Regions from separate parts of the Homo sapiens genome. Here regions 1, 3 and 4 are each linked to region 2. Evidence: chromatin loops called from intact Hi-C (ENCODE). Cell type or tissue: endothelial cell of umbilical vein. All regions are shown on one strand.

Evidence for each region. Hi-C counts contacts between places; a loop is a spot of excess contacts. Peaks named below come from ENCODE experiments on the same cell type or tissue, not always from the same donor. Only the 100,000 strongest peaks of a DNase experiment are listed, where the experiment ranks them.
Region 1: it touches region 2 in a loop (17-fold over the local background); 3 of 110 quality-filtered maps call a loop at or near these places.
Region 3: a loop joins it to region 2, with 7 times the contacts of the local background. A loop is called at or near these places in 3 of 110 quality-filtered maps.
Region 4: a loop joins it to region 2, with 9 times the contacts of the local background. A loop is called at or near these places in 11 of 110 quality-filtered maps.

Annotation. Positions count from the first base shown.
Region 1 is chr9:79,231,937-79,235,936 of GRCh38, forward strand. No RefSeq gene overlaps it. Among named protein-coding and RNA genes, the nearest start is that of LNCARSR, 330 kb to the right of the region's middle. In endothelial cell of umbilical vein, a CTCF peak has its summit at 1,813 (motif pointing left); no DNase peak of the experiment used is centred here.
Region 2 is chr9:78,819,396-78,823,395 of GRCh38, forward strand. No RefSeq gene overlaps it. Among named protein-coding and RNA genes, the nearest start is that of PSAT1, 520 kb to the left of the region's middle. In endothelial cell of umbilical vein, a CTCF peak has its summit at 1,928; a DNase peak (open chromatin) is centred at 1,936; H3K27ac peaks cover 230 bases.
Region 3 is chr9:78,599,867-78,603,866 of GRCh38, forward strand. No RefSeq gene overlaps it. Among named protein-coding and RNA genes, the nearest start is that of PSAT1, 300 kb to the left of the region's middle. In endothelial cell of umbilical vein, a CTCF peak has its summit at 2,259 (motif pointing right); a DNase peak (open chromatin) is centred at 2,295; H3K27me3 peaks cover 157 bases.
Region 4 is chr9:79,132,389-79,136,388 of GRCh38, forward strand. LOC101927450 (a long non-coding RNA gene) reads right to left here. Exons shown (of 5, transcript NR_109771.1): 5 at 3,034-4,000. Among named protein-coding and RNA genes, the nearest start is that of LNCARSR, 430 kb to the right of the region's middle. In endothelial cell of umbilical vein, a CTCF peak has its summit at 2,480 (motif pointing left); a DNase peak (open chromatin) is centred at 2,423.

The sequences.
Region 1 (4,000 bases), 410 kb after region 2:
TGGAGCAAGAATAAGATAGCTCTCAAAAAATTAAATAATAAAACTCACAGATTACCTGATGTTTTTGGATATTAAGTGAAGAATACACTGCTGTTGTTGGTTTTCTGTTTGTTTTTTGTTATTGTTTGTTTGTTTTAGACAAAGCCTCACTCTATTGCCCAGGCTGGAGTGCAGTAGCATGATAGGCTCATGGCACCTCAAACTCATAAGCTAAAGTGACTCCCCACACCAGCCTCTCAAGTAGCTGGGACTACAGGCACATGCCACCATATCTGGCTATTTTTAAAATAAAATTTTGGTAGAGACAGAGTCTCACTATGTTGCCCAGGCTGGTCTTGAACTCCCGGGCTCAAGAGATCTTCCTGCCTTGGCCTCTCAAAGTGTTGAGATTACAGGCATGTGCCAATGTGCCTGGCCAGGAATTGCAATTCTAAAGATAGTTTGTGAACAGTAAGTACTTAAAAAACTTGTAAAATTAAAAAGTAAGGCAATTACTAATTCCGGGAAAAACAAAAAGTAGTGCATATAAAAATGTAATTATTGTGTTTTACATGGTTCAACTATAGATAACACTCACAGAGTCATAACCATGTAAACACTATTTATTTATGTAAATTGTGACATAACTTCATTAGGTTTTTAGAAGGAGTAGAAGTGTGCCTTTTGGAGTTTGGGTTTGGGCAATGGGCAATAGGTAATATCTAAAATAACACTTAAAAAATAAAGATATTATTTAGAAATATAGAAGCAGATACCAGAAGTAAATGTAAGTAATGGTCACCTGCCAGAGACAGGAATCAAGAATCAGGGAGAAGTGAAGAAAGAAATGCTGTTTTATGTTACAAGCCTTTTGAAGCTGCAAGGCATTTAAAAGCATGCACATATATTCTCTGACGCCAAAAAATTAAAACATAAATTTGCAATTGACATATACTTGCGAAATTTCATTATAATTTTTATTAAATTTGCAACTAGTGGCAGGGACTGAAATAATGGCAACCTGAAGAGAAACAAGCAGATTGTTCTAGTTGACCGTATAAGCAAAAAGACTATGACTGAATGAATTTGCCATTAATTATTTCATTTGATAAATAAACCTTTAACACAACTTTATGTAAAGTGTTTGAAATTATAAAACATCAGCATTACAGTATACTGGAAATGGAAGGAGGCCTGAGCATTCTGAAATGTTGAAGGGTGAAGCTGATGTAAATTGGTGACAGAAGATTTTCTCCAAGGTGAGGAAATATAACCGAAATCACAGAATTTCCAATGAAAATGGATTAGCAAAGTGAAACTAATTTGCTAATGTGGCGCAGGACAAACCTTTTTTTTTTTTTTTTTTTTTTTTGGAGTCGGAGTCTCACTCTGTCGCCCAGACTGGAGTGCAGTGGTGCGATCTCGACTCACTGCAAGCTCCATCTTCCGGGTTCACGCCATTCTCCTGCCTCAGCCCCCGGAGTAGCTGGGACTACAGGCACCCGCCACCACGCCCGGCTAATTTTTTTTGTATTTTTAGTAGAGACAGGGTTTCACCCTGTTAGCCAGGATGGTCTCAATCTGCTGACCCTGTGATCCGCCTGCCTCGGTTTGGAGAGAACCAATGACAAGAGAAAAGGAAATTCACAATATGACTGAAATAAGTAACTAAAAGAACAGAAAATCAGAATAATTACATATGGTGCGTCCCCAAAGCAGATCACCTTAAATCAGGCATTTCAGATTCAGTTGAAAGGAGAAATAAAAACACCAAAATATAGCCTCTGGAGGGTGGTTACTTTCTCCAGTGCTTGCAGTTCTGGAATAGGTTGCCCCCTGCTGTTGGAGGTTAGGATGTGGTGGGGGCAGGAGAAGGGTGGAGTTCAGTTGGCCTCCCAAGGCTCTCCTCCTCACTACACCTAGAGCTTCAAGCAAAGCAGCTCTAGATTTGTGGACTGAGTTTCCCGATAAAATGTATGCTGGAAGAAATTGTTGCATGGCTGAAAATCAAGTTTGAAAAATGCTGGTCTATCTCAAATTCTTTATTTGGCAGGTACAGAAAGGGGAGCCTTTTAAGTAATCACTTATTCAAGGTGAAAAGAAATCTGATGGCAGGATTAGAACCAAAAGCCAGGCCTCTTAAAAGCTAATTAATTTGCTTTCTCCCACACCAATGATCCTGGCAATGTTGCCTTTCTGTTAAAGCAAATATATTTTATTAAATGATATGTAAATTACTACTTTGTTAACTTTGTTTCTTAAGAAAATATGCAACTGGGCACATAATTAGAAGAAATATGGATACATCTATGAGCACCCAAAATGGAATTCTATAAAACCGTATCCAATATTTAATTCTCATTTTAACTCTTAATTTACTAAGTGATTTTATTATATTTGATGCCATATGGCCAGTTCTGCCTGTTCCATCTGCTGTGTGAGCAGTTTTGTTGAATAAAGTATTTAATTCCCTGGTTGCAAACACTACACCTTGATGATTCAGAGAAGTAAAGCACTGTCTTTTTATTACTTGTTCATTTACTGGTATATGATTCTTTCTCACTCTGATTCTACTCCTATTCTCTCCCCGCTCTCTTCTCTCCTTTCTCCTCTCTCCTTTTCCCTTGACTTTGCTCCCAACAGCTCTGTGACTGATGTATTCAGTCTTTCTTTTCCTGCTTACTCTCTCTGCAAAATGTCTGTGATTCCCTTAACCAGAAATATTTTATTCTTAACAACCATAATTATGTCACCTCCTGCAGCTAACTTTAAGCTCACTATTTTGACTATAGAAGCAAATAAGTTAATTTGCATAGGTGAGTTAAAATAATCCAATAACTAATTGTTACTCTGTCAAAGATCTCTGGTAAAAAAAAATAGCTTAAATCCTTTCCCTTATCTTAATATTTAAAAAAGACAACTGAAACAGAGCAGACTATTAAAAAGAAAAACCACCTCTTACATAGGGGCTGCTTTATGAGAGAGTTGTCATGTGTTTAAATGGATGTACTACATAATTATATTGGTTGCAGCATGCAGAACAGGATAAATAGGGAAAATGGAATTTGACAAAACGATGAATATTCTATATCAAACTTCTCCATACTAATATAAATAAGTTATATGGTATCAAGTAAAGAAGCAACACCAGAACCAAGCTTAAAATCATTAGATACCGTGAGCTTGTGCTGATCAGATTTGTTCGTGTGTTCTACCTTGGAAAAGATATTAAATTCACAAATCTATTTGAGAATGGGTTGGTATACTTCTAGGAGTTTATAGTTGAACTGATGACCTGCTTAAAGGCGATAAGGCAGTGTTTTAAGGATGACCACTAAATCTTTGTTTTGCCAACACTACTTATAAAATGTTTTACAAATGGTTTAGTCTCTGAGAGCTTTCTGAATATCTGATTAAAGTCTTTAAAAGAAAGGATTAAATATCAGTAAGTGATAATTTATAAGATGATACCTTGCTGTATAAAAATATGCAAACTATTTAAAGGCAAATTTTGAGATATTAAAATGCTTTTGTTCATGGAGAAAATTAACTTGAACACATTTCTCTACAGTTAGGTTGTATAGTTTAGTAACTAATAAAGTTTCCTCAGCGTAGATCCAAAACAATTAGCAATCTTAAGAAAAAACGATTGTAATAATGTTAATAAAAATCCCAGGAAATCTACAAGCTTGATGGAGATTTGCTATTCTCCATGAGGAAATAACATATTCGTGTGGGAATTTGAACAACCACCAGGGTGCTGTTCCTCACTATTGTGCTGACCAGCTACTGGACCAAGATTGTGTTGAAAGCAATGTTAATTAATTGTACTGCAGCTTAAATCAGAAGGACACTGGTAGGGTTTTAACAAAGTAAATATCTGCCAAGTATTGAAATTTTTTTCAAAGAAAGTTACAATATTAGTAAATGATAATTATGTTGTCTACAGCAATGTGAGAGACAAAATTCCCTGACTTTGTATCTAACTTCTTTGAAAGAGCATAAATTGTTCAAGGCTTGT
Region 2 (4,000 bases):
TTATAGGTTAATGTAACCATGTGTGTTGTAGAAAGCATGTACACAGGATGCCTTTATGTAATTTGATCATGCAAATGCAATATAGCTATCATACTACCTGTCTTTCCCCTGCATTTTAATGGAGACTAATAAATGGATCCTTCACATCCACGGAGAGGAAGGATAGCAAAAAAAGTAATCTTACCCCATTTTTTTTTTCCTTTTTATCTGCTGTGGTTGCCATGCCTTATGTCAGAGCACATTGCTTTAGGCCATGGCTACGATGACCCTGGGGCGAGATGGGTGAGAAGGAGATACACTCTCCAGGCTGTGGCTTCATCTTGTCTTAGGAAAGTCTGATACAGCTGATGGCAGGCATACTGTTCTCCTGTCAGCGCTTTTCAGCATTTATAGATGCCTCAGGGCCCTGAGCTGTGTGCGTGCGTGTCTATCACAAAACATGAAGTTTCTTCTGGGGTTGCCATTGTGGTGCTGTGAAAGGCACAGCAGAATGAAATGCAGAGACCCAGTCTTTATTCCCATTTTGCCACTAACTAGCTTTGCATCTTTTAGAAAAATGATCACACTTTGCAAATATCTCTCTTTCAAAGAAATTGTTTGTGTCACGTCATAATTGCCTATGTTACTTACTATCTCCTTCCTTGGAATGTGATTATTTCAAAGCGAGAGACTATGTATTCCTACTTTCCTGCCCATTGCTTAGTATAAGGTGGGCGCTTAAAGAAACATCTGTAGTGGAAAGTAAGGTTTCTTCTCCTGATCTCTGTGTTCCCTAGAATTGGAGGATTGGAATTTATTAACTCATAAAGTCTTGAACTCTTGAAGACAAAGAGTGATAATTTCCCCTGCAATGAGTATAAGCCCTAATATGAGGAAACTATTATTCCACTGAAGAGTGTTGGGCATAGAAAGGAATCAACAGACACTGAACCTGGATAACATTTCTAGCAAACGATCTGGGCCTCATTAGAACCTCTAAGGAGGTTTTCTAATTTTCTGACGTGAAGGTATTGAAATTAATACCAGACCCACACTACTTATTTACATCACACATACCTGCACAAGCACAAACTTCATAAATATCTGTGCTTAAGATAACTAATTTAGCCAGATTTATGGTATTTATGCCCCAGTGTGAGCTCAGCTCTGATGGCCTTACCTGCAAATTTAAGTCAAGATTCTGGTATTCGAGAACATTCCTGTCTGGAATTGCCACATGTTTCACATGGATACCCAATTTTCTTTAAAGGAAATGTGCATGGGGAATGGAGTTTCAGATATTCCAATAAATATCTGGAATATGGCCTCAGATAGTCCAATAAACTCAATAAAGCAAGACTATTAGTAGAAGGCTGAAATGGAAAACACTCAGTAATGGAGAAAAAATAAGATTACCATTGAAGAAAAGTGCCATATATGACCAGTCACCAGTGACATTAAAGCTGTGCAGAGATGCAAGCTAACTTGAAAATCAGGTGCAAAGAGGACGGATATATTTCATGAATTACAGGTAGAAAATGAAAGTTTATAATAGCTCTAGTAAGGATATTCTTAGAGTGGTTTCAAGTCTTGAATTTATATTCTTACTGTGATTTTAACTCAAATACTGATCTTCAAAAGAGTGACATCATTGTTGAACTATTTTATGTTAGTCCTGACCAATGAAATATACTTTAAAGCATCTACTTCTTTCTCCTTTCATTTAAGTGGTAGAGAAAATGAAATTGTTACATTGCACTTCTGTTACTGGAGAAATGTATAAGATTTTACCTTATTTAAACTAGGAATCCCATATCCTCCCTCCCTGAAAAAACTCGACATTGCCTCATGCACTTTTGGCCCTCATAAAGATCCAGTTATCAGCCCTCACCGAGATCTTTATGCTGAACCTGCTGTTGTAATTTCTAGAAACCACCAGTAGGTGTCTCCTATCAATAGTTTTGGTCACGGAAAGGAAGGGTGCCAATCATTTGTCATTCATTTAATAATGGACGCCATTGTCACTTGGTAGAGGGTCTTGATTGCAAGCTGTCCAGGTTCTTGGCATTTTGAACAAAGAATTGGACAAAACTCCCAAGAAAGCAAGGAAAGAATGAAGCAACAAAAGAACAAAAGCAGGAATTTATTGAAATGAAAGTATACTCCACAGTGCGGGAGCAGCCAGAGCAGCAGGTCAAGGGCCTGGATACAGAATCTTCTCCGGTCCAAATACCCCCTACAGGTTTCCCATTGGCCACTTCATGCTCACCCATGTAAATGAAGTGGTGGACCCCAATTGGTATGACTGGTTGCCGAAAGCAACCAATCAGAAGCTGAAGTGGCGTTACAAAGGTCACACTCCTGTGCAAACATCTGATTGGTTGCTTTTTTCAACCAATCAGAGGCTAAGGTGAATTTACAAAGTTGCAAACAAAGACTCCACCGGCAATCAGTCTGATAGGTTGCAGAAAGCTAACTTCTCATCTGCCATGCAGAAAAGGTTGGGGGTTTGCAAAGGGAGTAGCCTCTGGTCCCTTTGTTACCCAGGCGTGGAAAGTTAGGGTTTTCCTTTCAATTTAGTTCCAGGAAGTCGGGGCAAAACAGCCCCAGGCTCCCTGCCTCTAGACCCTATTCTCCTGCTTCACCATGAGAAATCTGCCCACTGTATGATGCAGACAATCCAAGCCCATTTAATGTGCTTCTAAAATGGGTCAGCCAATCTTCATTTAAACCTTAACCTTTCAGGAAATGAGTTTCAAATAGTGGTTGTTGTGTATGTGTGTGTGTAATAAGTAATCAGAAAATGAAGTTCAACATTTGAGCTGATTTCCTTCAAAGTCTACCAAAATTATCATTAGAAACAAAAAGTTTATAAAGCAGAAGAAGTTGACAATCCAGCCATGAAAATGAACACCTTCCTCACAAGACTGGCAAAAGTAGAAAATTTCCTAGAGATCCAGTCTTGAGGTTTCATTATGCAGGAGGTTAATGTTTACTGTCTGAAGTTGAAGGGTCTTCCTAACAAGAAAAAAATTCAATTTTCTTCTATGTGAAAGAAGGAAAAAGATCTCTTCTGAGAAAGTAAAATGGAGCAATCGAGTGAAAAGTTAGCCTTGATTTGTGCCCAGGCCACTTTATAGAGGTGACGTTTTATTTATTGCTGCCCTCTTTCTGGGAGTCTCTTTTTGTTATTCTTTGCCCCTTTTAATGCTGTCACATTTTGTGCTTTTGTAGCAAACATTCCTCTGGAGCTGGGCATATATTGCCTTCTGAAAGCCTTCTCTCCTCAACTAGATGGTACTGTATCTGAGGGCACATTTTGTCTTATATTCCCTAATCTCTCCTACAGTATCTAACCTGGAGCCTCATCTTGAGTTGACATTTACTGAATGCTTCTCACTGTTTTCAGTATGGCATCCAATTTTTTAGAGAAAAGCTTGTGACAGATTTTTGGTACTTCCATAGTCCCTGATAAGCACAATGCCTTGCACATAGAAGGTACCGTATTATTTTTGAAATAGCGAATGAAGCACAAGGCTGATAGAATAGGAAACACATATCCTAATTGGAGCAGTGGTGTGGTGTGTTTTTATAAAAGAATATTTATTCCTTTGAGAGCCTAAGGCAAGCCAGGCAGTGTACTGCTCAATCTACTTAACCTACTTAAGGGTGACCCATAAATTCAGCTGACCTTAGTCAACCATGGAAGCATTGGAATTTAACTCAGAACTATGCAAGCCTAACACTCTCCAGGGATTAATGTAAAGAAAGGTATGGAATGGAGCTCTTGATCAATGGGCAGTTGAGCAGAGGAGAAAAGAACTTTGTAAACTTCCTTTTAGAATATCTTAAAGAAAAATTTATACCACTAGCAATGTATTAGTTGTTTGCCTAACCTGTCTTAGGTTGGCTTCCACAGGAAATAGATTCTAAGGTGAATACTTATTTGCAGAGGTTTATTGCGAACACCTTCAGAATCAGTGCTTGTGAGTGAGTGAAAGAACTAGGATTGAGCAGACGG
Region 3 (4,000 bases), 220 kb before region 2:
CTAAAAAGCAATGGTAATATCTATTCCAAATGTATCATTTCCTAATTATTTTGCTACCCTTCTTTTGACTGTCTGCGCTCTAGAGGTTATGGTATATCTGTATTTATGGGAAACACTACATAACAGTGTGCCATCATTGTGCATCTCTCCTCAACTTCACATTCATGGAGCATACAAGCAGTAGCTTGAAATTTGCCAAGTGAGAGTATTCATGCTATGGAAATCAGCAAATGCTACGAATCAGGGCTTGTTTTTCTTGGAGAGTCACTAGTTAACATGCTGTTTTCCAGCAGTATTTAGCCAGTGGGAAGCACTGAAGAGAGCTCAGAGGATTGGTGGAAGGAAGAAGTCATGGTTTTTCATCTTTTCTTCTGTGGCCTTGGGAATATCTCTTCCCTTGCCTCCTCCAGTTGTCCCTCTATTGAAGGGGTGGTGGCCAGGCGCGGTGGCTCACTCCTGTAATCCCAGCACTTTAGGAGGCCAAGGCGGGCGGATCACAAGGTCAGGAGTTAGAGACCAGCCTGGCCAACATGGTGAAACCCCGTCTCTACTAAAAACACAACAATTAGCCAGGAGTGGTGGCAGGTGCCTGTAATCCCAGCTACTTAGGAGGCTGAGGCAGGAGAATCGCTTGAACCCAGGAGGCAGAGGTTGTAGTGAGCTGAGATCATGCCACTGTACTCCAGCCTGGGCAACAGAGCGAGACTCTGTCTTAAAAATAAATAAATAAATAATAAAAATAAAAAAGAAGGGGTGGTATTGGCTTCCTGTTGTTGCTAATCTCTGGGTTGCTTCACTGTTTGACATTTGTCACTGAGCTTCTCAGTTCTTCTATCACCAGTGTCACCAATTCTCTGTACTAAATTCTTTCTGCTTTACATATTTGAATGCTTTTTCCCCCATTTAGACCTTATCTGATACATATAGCAAATTTATTTACACAGGTGTCTTTTGTTTTCGGTAGCACTTTTAATGTCAGAGCTTACAAAATTTAAAATAATATGATGTGTTAGCGATAGAAAGCCCTCTCTTTATTCAGAAGAAGAATTAAAGTGCCAGAAAGCGTAAGCAATTTGTTATAGTAGGTTGGTGAAAAGCAATAATGCTTTCCCAGCATATACTGGGATTTTTGACCCACACATTAATATTTTGAGCTAGAAATAATATAGAATTTATTAGAACTACTGAATGCCCTCAGTACTTTTTTGATATCTGAGTTTCGACTTGATAGCTCATATTCTGCCTTTGTTTAGGTATTTTTTTTTGTTTATGATGCCATGGTGGCCAAATCATGTCTACAATGAGAAATTTTAAAATATTGAATAGATTTTTGAAAATTGAACTGGCAGTCAGCTGGCTGTCTTACTGTCTTATAAAAATAACACCCCTGGATGTCGGCTGCAGTGGCTCATGCCTGTAATTCCAGTATCTTGGAAGGCCGAGGTAGGAAGATATCTGGAAGCCAGTTGTTTGAGACCAGCCTGGGCAATATAGCGAGACCTTGTCTCTACAAAACATTTAAAGATTATCCAGGCACAGCAGTGCGCCTGAGCTGAGCCTAGCTACCCAGGAGGCTGAGGTGGAAGGATCACTTGAGCCAGGAGTTCAAGGGTACGTGTGAGCCGTGATCACACCGCTGCACTCCAGTCTGTGTGACAGAGCAAGAGCCTGAATTAAAAAAAAAAAAAAAGCCTATTGGATATATAGCTGCTGTGTCTGGGTTCTGTCTCTCTGTTTATGAAGGTCCATTAACTTATTTCATAGTCAAAATCCACATGATTCTCTGGGACACAGGGAAGAAAGATACTAAGGAGGGGTAGTTTCTTCTTTTCCTATGGTTTTGTAGAATATAGAGAAAGTGGATTTTACTTAGTAAATGACTGAATGGTTTCATATATCATCTCATAGAAAAACATTAATTTTTAAATTCTGCTGAAGTGGCTTAGATTATAAACACTGCTCTTGTTACTTCATATCTTGCAAGTCTCCTTTAGTGCTCTGTTATTAAAATATTGTGAAAGAGAAAGAGCGCTGATTAAACGTGCCTACATGGATACATTTACATTAATGCATGATGATTAATTATAAGTTAATATGCTCATTCACAAAAATATTTTAAGGTGGCATAATGATAAGGCTGCATTGATAACCTTGCACAGCCCCTTATTAACTTTATCAAAAGCCAGATATGAGGTGACGTTAACACATTTTGGAGTGGCATGCCAGCAAGCCAACTGGCTTTCCGTGAGTGTCATACTCACTTTGGACCACAAGATGCCGCTCAATAATCCGTTATGATTTAGGTCTTTTGTTACAAGCCAAATGACATTTCCATTTATTTTACATGCTCTCCAATTACATATTAAAACTTATAGTGGGTGGGTTGTGGGGAGGAGACCCTGACTCTGAAAGCACTTTTTAACTTGGATGTGGGAAATCTATGAATAATTTATTTAAGGTATACAGATGCAGGCTGAGAATTCAGACAACATAGAATTGTGGCATCCTCAGCTTCTGTGCGTGTGTGTACTTGTCTACTCTTGCCCTGCTGTCTACCCAGCCCTTTTTGTATAGTCACCAGCACCATCTGCCCCCGAATGAAATAATTTCCTGCTGGTTCTCGCTAGCAACTCACAAAACAACCTATTTTTGTAACTATTCAAAATGTCAAAGGATTACCTTAAAATAAAAACACATAATCAGCTTTCTATTTTTCAGGCAGCAATTAAGTAGTCACAACATGGCAGTCCATAGATGAAAGCTCCAGAAATAATTGTTTCCAAAGGTAATCACTGGAAGAAGATAATTTTATTTCCCAAGTCCTTGTCTTAGGCTTAAAAAACAATTCAGCCTGAAGATTCAGATGGCTTTGGTCTTTAACTTTCCCATCAAATTTGCCCTACATTTAAATTTATATGTTTTAATTTTTTTGAGATAAGATGGAAGCAAGTCTTCCCCACAAATACTTTTTTATGACCAGTGTCTAAACACGAGCCAAGGTGGTCACATTATGGAAACACATTCCTTGGAAATTTGAGGGGCCAGGCTTTAGAGAAGAAGCAGCTACATAAGGAAATCTCTTCCATAAACGTCATGTAGGAAAGTTACTTTGCCTTTTTCTGGTGTTAATTTGGCAGCAATAGAGCTGATCTGCCTCCTAGATAAAATAGACTACCTAGGTGGTATGATTTCCAGGTTGTCAAGAAATAGCCCTCAACATAGTCTCTTCTTAACTGTCACTTCCATTTTAGTGTGTTGGTTTTCAGATACTTTAGTCTATCTGGCTGAGCACAGGATTTTAAGAGATGGAGACTGATGATCAGAACAAACAAACATATGAGAGACTCTGTATGATGGTGAGAGGAGAGAGAGTAAGCAGCAGAAATGGGAGGAGAATGACCAAGACGTGGAAAGAAAGAGATGCTCTAGGAAAAGCCCCACCTAGTGCATTGTCTCAGTCCATTCTTAGGATGGGATCAACTTGGTGGTGTGAGCATTTAGTTTAGACAATAAAAAATGGACTCTCAAAAAACTGAAAATAGAATTACCATATGATCCAGCATTCCCACTGCTGGTCATATATCCAAAAGAAAGAAAATCCTTATATCTAAGAGATATCATCTGCACTCCCATGCTTATGACAGCACTATACACAATAGCCAAAATTTGGAAGCAACCTAAGTGTCCATCAATGGATAAATGGATAAAGATAATGTGGTACATATACATAATGGAATATTATTCAGCTATAAACAAGAGTGAAATCCTGTCATTTGCAGCAACACAGATGGTCCTTATGTTAAGGACAATAAACCAGGCACAGCAAAACAAATACTGCATGTTCTCACTCATATGAGGGAGCTAGAAAGTGGATCTCATGACAATTGAGAGTAGAATGATGGTTTTCAGAGGCTGGGAAGAAGGCGGTGTGGAGAAGGGTATGAAGACAGGTTGGTTGATGGGCAAGTATAAACATACAGTTAGAAGAAATAAGTTCTAG
Region 4 (4,000 bases), 310 kb after region 2:
TTTGACTTTGTGTGCACTGACCTAGGACTTTTCCCTGAAATTTTCCTCTAACTTTTTAGTGGGAATAAATTGTCAACAGTGGTAAAAAGAAAAGTGCCTTTGCACGCAGAACAAGGTATTTATCCACAAGCCTTTGAAGATTTTTGTTTGTTGGGTTTTCTTTTTTCCATTTTTGTTTTTAAAGTCAGGTTTATTGAGTTATAATTTACATACGGTAAAATCCATCCTTTTAGATGTACAGTTCTATGACTTTTGACATGAATGCCAGCACAATCAAGACATAGAAAATGTTCACTAACCCCCAAAATCTCTGACAATCCTTTGTAGTCAAACTTCACCATCCCCAAGCCCAATCTTGGGCAACCATTGATCTTATTTCTGTCCCTACAGTGTTATCTTTAGTCCGGAGAGGTTTATTTTAAATTTTTTTTTTTTTTTTTTGACAACAGAAAAGCCCTCCTTTTTCACAGTAAGGAGGTCCAATTAGTGTAATAAGATGTAGTCAAGAGGGCCACTCTGGAGTCAGAAAAATGCAGGTTTCAATCCTGGCTCTGCCCCTTGCTCACACTGATTTGAGATATATTACTTCATTTAGCCAAGCCTCAGTTTTCTCATCTGTTAAATGGCATAACAATAATCAGCAACAGTTATTGAATACTACATTATTTGGTAGACTTGTTTAAATCTCTGTGAGATGCCACCTTACTGATACAATGACTAATTTTTATCTTTCATGTTACTTTCCACTTTTTTTTTTTTTTTTTTGAGACGGAGTATTGCTCTGTCGCCCAGGCTGGAGTGCAGTGGCGCGATCTCGGCTCACTACAAGCTCCGCCTCCTGGGTTCACGCCATTCTCCTGCCTCAGCCTCCCGAGTAGCTGGGACTACAGGTGCTTGCCACCAAGGCTGGCTAATTTTTTTTTTTTTTTTTGTATTTTTTAGTAGAGACGGCGCTTCACCGTGTTAGCCAGGATGGTCTCGATCTCCTGACCTCGTGATCCGCCCGCCTCAGCCTCCCAAAGTGCTGGGATTACAGGCGTGAGCCACCGCGCCCGGCCACTTTCCACTTTCTAATATGGACAGTAGTCTCTCCATAGGTTACGGCAGTAATCTTCCTGTCCACATCCACATTACAGGGTGGGGTAGGGATCCCCAGTCACACAAGTTTGATCCTCCCAATACCTATCAGAGTACATAACAGCTATGCAGAGCACACACATTAAATAAGGGAAAATTTAACATGGTACTGAAAAATAAACACATCCACATTTGTTGCTACATATGTAGGTATTCATAAATGATTTACATTAATGTCATGTGTTTTTAAAATTTACATAAGTGATATACTTTTTGCATCCTTTTGTGACTTTTTCCATTTAGTGTTTTTTTTTTTTTAAGTCTATCTATATTTGACTACTAAATTGTATTCCTTTTCATGGGTAAATCAGTCTATTTATCCATTCTGCTATCCAGAATGCCCATGTTTTTGCTGTAGACATTTCCTTGAATAGGAATAATATTCACCAAGTTAGGGACTGGTTTCCTTTGGAAAGCAAAGGAGAGAGGAGAAAAAGAGACAGGTAGGGGACTTTAGCTGTAGCCATAAATATTGTTTCTTTTTTTTTTTTTTAGGGGAATGCAGCTGTGGAGCAATCCATCTAGCAAATTGTTAGTATCTGTCTGTTAATTTTGGGTGAAGAATTCATAAGTGTTCATTATTTCTCTATTCTATTTTAAATTATTTTATAATTAAATATAAAAAAATTAACACATACCAAAAAAACAATGGATATGGTTCTATCCTGGAATTCATAATCTTTACTAATGGCACTGAACTTGTCCTATTGCATTTTTCATAAATAACAAAAAATTCCCACAATCAAGGTGAGATACTTATGACATATACCTAGCTAGTTTGGTCATAAGAAGTCAAGAGTCAAGCTTTTCCCCAGTAAGTGCCACTCCATCAACCATGGTAGCTAGGCTCTGCCTGGTCTTCCTGTAAGAATCCAGTTGCATTTTTTCCTGTTGGTTTTGCTGTAGTTAGAAGCAGTGAGTTTGTGTGCTAAGAAATATACACAGGACTCCTCTAAAAATAACTAGATGAGTTTTGTGTATTTAAGAGAAAAGGGTTATGAGGCACCTAGTAATTCATCTGATCAAACTCTTCACTGTTAGCAGGATTTGGCTAATACAGGGCACCTAGGGAATAAGCATGCTTTTTCCTTCATTTCACTCATCTTTTACAAAATAAATCGAACTTGCCTTTGGACAGGAAATAGCTAAGCTTTGGAAATAGTTGTGAGGCTTATCCCATTCTTTCATTTTAATGACTTTCCCTGGTATTTAATCCCATCTTCCCCTTCTTCTGTGACAACACTTATTAGTATGCTCTTCAGATAGCCGTGGAAACAAACAAGGCTATCAAAATACAGCTCACACCAAGTTCTCCGGGCTGAGGTGGCAAGTGGGCGTGTTTCCCTGCCCCCTTGTGGCTTGATTACAGAATTCCTGCTATGCTCACCCCCCACAGCTCATTACCTTGCCTCTTACATAACATGGGGAGAATGAGAGGGTTAAGATTCTGCTCTGCCACTTGCTGCAGAATAGATGGCTACTCTATTAGCGACCGGGCTTTATCATACTTGATAGCATTTGCTTCTTCAGGGACTGATGGCTCCAAAACACTTCTGATCAAGATGGCCTGAGAAGGTCTGAGGTTGTATTTTTCATGTGGAAAGACCAAGTGTGCAAAATAGGTAATGGGCTGGACCAGTAGTCACCTGAGAATAGCCATGACTTTGGAAGGCAACCTTTCCATTGGAATTTGTGACATGATCTCCAAGATAAATCCTGCTTGTCAGAACCAACCAGTAATTATTTTGCAACAATTGAGGTTAAATATTGTGAGCATGCCTATTAAGTGGGATTTTGAGCTGAGTGGGATGTGTAATACCATGTAGAGTGAAATAGAGCTTGCTATCATTAAGAAGTAAAGGGAAAATTTTAATGTTAAGCAAAGACCAAAGAAGATTTCATGGATCAACTGTCATGCAAGATCTTTAATACAGGGCAGAGAAAAGAGCAAATCAGGGCAATAAATAGTTCTCAAACTGTGACAGTACTGAAAATCAATCAAGTGTGATTATCACTGAACTTAGTTCCTTGAAGTGTGCTTCCGAATTTCTCTTTGGCAAGAATGGGTTGCAAATGCAATCACTGCCCTAGGATTTTAAAAAAATCACATATGTTGGGTCATTTCCATTTTACAGACGGAAATCTAAGTTACAAATGAATTGAGATTATTTGTTACAGATCTCATAGTAAATCAGTAGCAGAACAGCAAATAGAATCGAGAGTATTTTGTGCTTTAGATAAGAATTCTTGTCTCCAGAGCAGACTCTCTCTGTAGCCGTAATGAATTGCTTCATTGCTTCCTAATGCACCATGTGTCTTAGTCAACTTGTCCTTCTAGGCTCCTGGAAGCACCAGGTCACTGTGTCACAAGGCAATGTCAAAATGTCACAATGATATCAGCTGGGTGATGACAACAGGGATGCAAGCCAAGGGGTACAGAAACAAATCAACACTTCTGTTGTGCAGCATATAGATGGCATTATTTTCCGTATCAATATACAAAAAAGCTGCTTGGGGATAACATAGAAACTAAAATTAAAAATGAATCTGTACCTCCCATGGTAACATGGTTTATCATCTATTTGCTAGCCTCGGCTTTCCATCAGCCATTCATACTTGATTTATAGTTCGAAAACTGTAAAACAAAAGTAAAACTGTGCTATTGCTAATATTCTAATTGTGCAGATACTGTTGCACAATAATCATGGCTCTTGACTTCTGCTTTATAGAAGTATAGTCAAATATATATGATATGCAGAATCAGCACCAGTTTCTTTATATTTAAAATAAAGCTAAGATGGCCTAAGAAGCCAAAGTGTGTGTATTCTCAAATATGTATATGCATATGTGTAAATGTATAATG